2 separate regions of the Homo sapiens genome follow, and region 2 is linked to region 1. Evidence: chromatin contacts called from ENCODE Hi-C or POLR2A ChIA-PET data. All regions are on one chromosome and are shown on one strand. The core of a region is the stretch at or near the end of the contact, and the rest is flanking DNA. Distances in the headings are between cores, read along the strand shown.

Region 1 (3,164 bases), core at 284-2,783:
AAGCTGGGCTTTCATGGCTTCTCTCATGCCTCTGGCCCAAGAAAATGACCAAGAGCAGGAAATCATAGCAAAAGTAAGCCAGACTCACATTCCCATGGCTTCTGTCTAAGTCCCTGCTTAGAAGCAAGAAAGCACTAGTTCCAAACTCTGTCTCAGGTTATCTAACTTATAATTACAAGGCAATAGGAGGAAAATTTATAACCACATTCCTGTGTATCTGAGGTATCAGGAGTGAAGCTGTTTCTTCTGAGTGGGGTCTAGGGACTGGGTAGAAAGGTCCCTCTGTTGGGAACAAACATTTTACATAGGATATGTGAGTATCTATTCTAAAACAATAAAAAATAACTTCTGGGAAGGGGCAACAGTGTGCAGACAATGTACATTTTATTCTTTTAGTGATTAAGTTAAACTAAATACATGGTGAAGCTCATGCTCTGAGAACAAACACTAGAAACAGTGAAAAGAGCTCTAGAGCATACGTGAAACTTCTGAGAAAGAAGAAAGTCAGGTCTTGAGGACAGAGACACAAAGTTTACATTAATCTCTTGGAATGAATTAGAATCTCAAATCTCATTGCTTTACTGGGATACTATTGTCTAATGGAGGCTCCCGTGATCTTAGTGTGTACCCAGATAGAGAATAAAACACACTTGTGCATGCAAGCAGGCACACATGCGTGCACGCACACACACACTCACACTGTCTTATACCTCACTCATCCGGGAAGTCAGCACACAAAGGGCATGTGTGCTTACAAACACACCCAGGTCAAAGTACAGATTGGTAGAAGGCAAGTGGCAGAGGCTCCCAACAGGGCAGATAATTACAAAGCATCAACTCACAGACTCTGAGGAGATTTTCTTCAAAAGCTCAGCCCCTGGGGTTCCAACGAGTCTTAAAATGAGCTTCAACTGATCAATATCTAATGGTGGACCATAAAGGAAAATGTTGGGACAAAATAAAAATGAAAAACAAACAATGACAAACAAAACAAAAACAAACAAACAGAACACACCGAGAACAAAAATGAAACACCCCAAACCTAGCCAACACGGTGAATCCCTCTAGGTCAAGGCTCCTGCAGGATGATCACTTCACGTAGGGCATGCTCCTCCTGTACAAAGATTCAAAATGCTACCAAACACATATCCACTTTATATTCATTTTATGCATCTGTCAACAGCATGTATCAGTAAAGTGAGGCAACTTTAGCTGGTTCTTAGCTGCCAAAGACAGCAGGTGAAAACACAAGAGCTTCACTCAGTTTACACTGCCCTCTTCATCTGCCATCACAGTGTCAGTAACCAGTTCAGCAAAGTGCACTGATAATTAGAGGGCCACAGATAAGGAAAAAAGCAGCAGAAGACAGGAGCTAGGGATGTACAAGTCTATTTATGAATATTCTCCCAAGCGTGACCTAAAGAGCTTGTGATATGACAGTGGAAGGCCTGTGAGACCCCAAAGCCTGACCACTGGAGCACACCCTCTGGAAAGGGAAGCCTCGCCTCTCACACTGGCTATAGCAGGCACTATGAGGGAGAGTCGCCAGCAGAGGGCGCTCTCCCATCGCATGTTCCTTTAGGAGCGCCATGAGAACGCAAATACAGGCGGTTTCAACCTTATAAAATGCAAATGAACAATGCTTAACAAACTTCACACATCCCAAAGGCTCTAAATAATAGGCCACAATGCCATAACTTTTATCCTGGTAGCTAACACTTCAATGTATACTCAGAATGTATGTGCATGTGTTAACCAGAAGACAAAAATTTGTTTGTTCTCATTGCTTTTAATCTTACCTAAAAAGGAAGTTAAAAAGAGGGGGAAAAATATTATAAAATAGCTTTTAATATTTCCTCTGAAAATGTGAACAGTTTATCCACGTTTATACTGACTGACATTCCAGGGAGGGAGAAGGGGAGGATGACTGTCTTCTGACCCATCAGGTTTTTCACATGACTAAATCCTCTTGGCTTCAGGTCTCAGCTTCAACTTCACCTCCTAAGGGAGGCCTCCCCTCAACACTCTATATACATAACACCCCACCCCCCAATTCTCTCTCAGCACCATGCTTGATAACATCATAGTGCTTATCACAGCCTAGAATTACTTTATTTGCTTACTGTCTGCCCCCTGTACTGGTCTACAGCTCTACGAGGACAGGGGCCACTCTGCCTCTTCACCATTTATCCCCAGCCTAACATCTGGTACATGACAGGTAGTCAAAATATTTGAGGAAAAGGTAGAGCAGGATGAAAGAAATTTTTGCTTATGGTTATACATATAAAGGCAACATAGCAGCACTTAAAAACAACAGTCTCTATAAGCCACAGGTGCCTACGTTATAGGAATAACTTAATGCAGTAATTTGACATCCTGTCTTTTACTTTCTTTCAGACATGAAATCAGCTTAAATGGAAGAAAATTCTAGGCTGGAGTCACCAAACCCCAGGCTCTGCCTGTTTTATATATAAAGTTTTATTAGAACACAGCCATGCCCATTCATTTATGTACAGTCTATAGGTGTTTCCAATTACAACAAGCACAGTTACCATATGGTTCCCAAGCCTAAAATATTAACTACCTGGCCCTTTCAGAAAAGGTGCGCCAAACCCCACCCTAAACCCAAACAACTTGTGTTCTTTAGCAAGCAAAAACAAACTAGAAACAAGTCCACTCACATTATTTCTAAATTAAGAATAACAGGGAATTTTGTCATCTGCAAATGGCAAAAATCATTGTGTTATAAAGGTTAAGATTTTAATACTGGCTTCTCAGTTCAAGATGTTGACAAGTAAAAAATCTTATAGCATATGTTCATGGGACAGAGTAGGAATGGGGGTGGGATGGATACTGTCTTGCTCTAAAATAATCAGATTAATTATATTACAATAGAAATCAGTAAAAAAAATTCTTGCTCATCTAAAATGACTCAATTCAAAAAATTTAGTTTCCTCACATTAACACTCTTCAGGAATATATTTAACTGGGTAGCCACCACAAGATAAAGTAAATCATATATGGGAAAAATCTTGACTACTTCAAATCTCAAACAAGTGGCTTTACAATATATGCATCAAAAGTAATCTCTAAAATGAAGCTTTTGATATTGGTACTCTTGTTTAAGAGACTTCTTTCTGACTACTTAACAATGAGAGTCAGTT
Region 2 (3,164 bases), core at 369-2,868, 120 kb after region 1:
ATCTGGAGGAAGACAACAGGTATGTTGAAATACAATTTGATCTCTAATACATAAACATATTCATATCAATTCATATGTATATTCAGAGTAGGGAATTAAATGGGTTTAATCTTCTTGCTGTTTTAATGCTATGCTTAATGGGAAAGACCTCTGGGATGAATTTGGATTCCATGCTTGCCTTAATTTTTGCTCAGATTTTGTCTTAAAAGTTACTTGTCAATGTGGAACTTGAAAGCCATTTTCTACAGAAATATGTGAGAGGTTTCCGTATATTAGCCCACAAAACCCCACTTTCCATGTAACATACCTAAAGGATAAGAATATTTTAGGTAAACTGGCCAAGTGTGGTGGCTCACGCCTGTAATACCAACACTTTAGAAGGCCGAAGTGGGTGGATCACTTGAGGTCAGGAGTTTGAGACCAGCCTGGCTAACATGGTAAAACCCCATCTCTACTAGAAATACAAAAAAAAAGAAAAAAAAAAAAACAATTAGCTGGGTGTTGTGGCGCACACATGTAATTCCAGCTACCCAGGAGGCTGACGCAGGAGAATCACTTGAACCTAGGAGACAGAGGTTGCAATGAGTTGAGATGGTGCCACTGCACTCCAGCCTGGGTGGCAGAATGAGATTCCGTCTCAAACAAACAAACAAAAAAGAATATTTCTGGTAAACTTACCATCATCTGCTAATGCTTTCCCCCTGTGGGAAGATGCATTCTCACACCTAGTCTGGAAAAGCAATAATACAACTCTACACACCTTGGCAGCAAAGCAAAAATTTTCCTGGCTTCTTCAAAAGGGCATGGCAAGGGGCTTTCATGACAGGGTGTCAGGTCTTTGTCTAGGAGAGCCTAGAGAATGTATAATTGTTCTACTTTTGTATAAGAGAAAATTATCTAGGTCAGATTTTCTGCAGGTATTCTGAGTCAGTAAACTAAATGTTTAGGCATGTGTTAAGCATACATAGAGAGAATGGTGGTCGAAAAGACTGTAGAGGCAAAGTGTCTAATTGCAGGCATGAGATTTTATAAGTCTAATGTTCATGAGTTTTGTTTTTTGTTTTTGTTTTTGTTTTGAGACACAGTCTTGCTCTGTCACCCAGGCTGGAGTGCAGTGACGCGATCTCGGCTCACTGCAACCTCCGCCTCCCAGGCTCAAGTGATTTTCCTGCCTCAGCCTCCCGAGTAGCTGGGATTACAGGCATCCGCCACGACATCCAGCTAACATTTGTATTTTTAGCAGAGATGGGGTTTTACTATGTTGGCCAGGCTGGTCTTGAACTCCTGAACTCAAGTGATCTGCCTGCCTTGGCCTCCCAAAGTGCTGGGATTACAGGCATGAACCACCGGGCCCGGCCCAATGTTCATGAGTTTTGAACTGACTAGATAAAATTACAACAGGCTAACCTGAGAGGTGTCCCATCTCAACTATGCAGAGTGACAAAATGTCAGAGAGCTATCGGAATTGAAACTGGGGTTGCCCGGGGAATGAGTCAGCATTCAGACGCCAGAGAAACAGTGGCAGAGGTCAAAGACAAGCTTCTGCTGCAGAAACATAGTAAAAGGTGTAGCCATGGTCAGAAACGAATGTGTCAGCAGAATGAACAGTCAACTTTCACATGGAAAGACAAAGTGTCATAGTCCATGGGCAAATATGTGGTGAAGCATAAGGTAAAAGGTAATACAAGTCAGAAAGATTAGGCAGGGGTGAGAGCCTGGGTATAGAGCAGGGGTGTCCAATCTTTTGGCTTCCCTGGCCCCACTGGAAGAAGGAGAATTGTCTTGGGCCACACATAAAATGCACTAATTCTAACAATAGCTGATGAGCTAAAAAAAAAAAAATCGCTAAAATATTTTATAATGTTTTAAGAAAGTTTACGAATTTTTGTTGGGCTGCATCCAAAGCTGTCCTGGGCCACATGTGGCCCCGCAGGCCTCAGGTTGGACAAGTTTGGTCTAGAATAAGACTACATTGTACCATTTTATGTGGACCAAGTTTTGTTTGTCACAGAGCTTCTTCCGGACACATTGGCCTTTTCCACTACTGCTTAATAGACAGAGAAATTTGGGCTATGTTCAGAAGAAGAGTGTTTTGTACAAGCATGCAAAAACTTTGGAGTCAAAGAGACTCCAAAGAGACTTGGAGAGTTTTAGAAGAAGAAATGGAAATGGAGATTCCAGAGATTAGTTCCACTAACTTTTTATGACATACTTTGTTTATTCAGTATATAAGCATAATGTAAATTTGGGAGACAAGATGTGCACGGCTAGAAAAAAACTAAATCACAGTGCAAGGAAAATTGAGTGCAGAATGAGGACGATTTTTAAAAAGCGGCATAAATATTGCAAGAAGGAGAATGATGGCAGAAGTGGGACTTTCATGGAGTACTGAAAGGGTTTAGGGTATGTGTAGATGGAAGGAGGAAGAAGGGCTTCAGTTCAGCCTCAGAGCTGTCTTAACAGCAGGATTCCACTTGTGCGTGCAATGCAGACTGGAGGAAGACTGGCTGTGCCAAATGCACTCATTGATTCTGGGAATAGAAAGGCCAAGTTTTGAGAGGGTTTTGGCAGACGATTGAATTTCCAACCCCTGAGCAAGCCCATTTTTAGCATTTTAGCCTGTTGAACAGAAGGTCTGCCTCAAAGGTAGCCTATGGCACTCATTTTGTTTTCCGCTGCCACCTTGTTCATCTGTGCAGCACAGTTCTGCCAGTGACACCTCTCAATGCAGTGCAGCGGCCCTCCACAGGGAGGCATGTCCCTAGGAATGCTGAGAAGCCCTCCCTGAGGCCTTGACATGCCCCTTGCAAATCCCTGGCTCAAGCAGAGAATGTTGCTGACCCCTGGCCCTACACATGGCAGCTGCCCAGACTATACTCTTGAGTTCCTAATCTGGACCAGAAAAGACCTATGAGACTCATTCATCTTCTTCATTCCATGGGAGTGGAGTTTTCTCTCCACCTCTTATCTCTGGAGGCCTTATGATTTTTTTTTTTTTTTCAGAGACAGGGTCTCACTATGTTGTCCAAACTCCAGGCCTCAAGTGATCTTCTCACTTCAGCCCCCCAGAGTGCTAGGATTCCAGGCATGAGCCACCGTGCGCCAACCCGCTGGGGGCTCTTGATTCACTCTGCCTGAGAATGTCCCTATTTCTTCAAAGTTTC

What was found. A loop is a pair of places that touch in the nucleus more often than their neighbours do. ChIA-PET counts read pairs that join two places held with the same protein, here RNA polymerase II (POLR2A). Pooled maps may share reads with other maps.
Region 2: a map of Calu3 shows a loop between it and region 1 (4-fold over the local background). The contact joins two enhancer-like sites. A Hi-C loop is called at or near these places in 2 of 168 maps with a recorded cell type or tissue (Caco-2 and Calu3) and 4 of 50 pooled maps. POLR2A ChIA-PET finds 5 or more read pairs at or near these places in 5 of 52 experiments (HepG2, Panc1, SK-N-SH and 2 more).

What each region holds. Positions count from the first base shown.
Region 1 is chr6:36,093,745-36,096,908 of GRCh38, reverse strand. MAPK14 (mitogen-activated protein kinase 14) reads right to left here. Exons shown (of 12, transcript NM_139012.3): 9 at 843-922. Among named protein-coding and RNA genes, the nearest start is that of MAPK13, 35 kb to the left of the region's middle. Within about 2 kb of position 1,533, at least 10 of the 41 ENCODE cell types and tissues checked have a DNase peak (open chromatin) inside an H3K27ac peak, as active enhancers do.
Region 2 is chr6:35,972,230-35,975,393 of GRCh38, reverse strand. It overlaps SLC26A8 (solute carrier family 26 member 8), which reads left to right. Exons shown (of 20, transcript NM_052961.4): 10 at 1-19. All of the region lies in intron 3 of LOC105375035 (a long non-coding RNA gene), which reads right to left. Among named protein-coding and RNA genes, the nearest start is that of SLC26A8, 51 kb to the left of the region's middle. Within about 2 kb of position 1,618, at least 4 of the 41 ENCODE cell types and tissues checked have a DNase peak (open chromatin) inside an H3K27ac peak, as active enhancers do.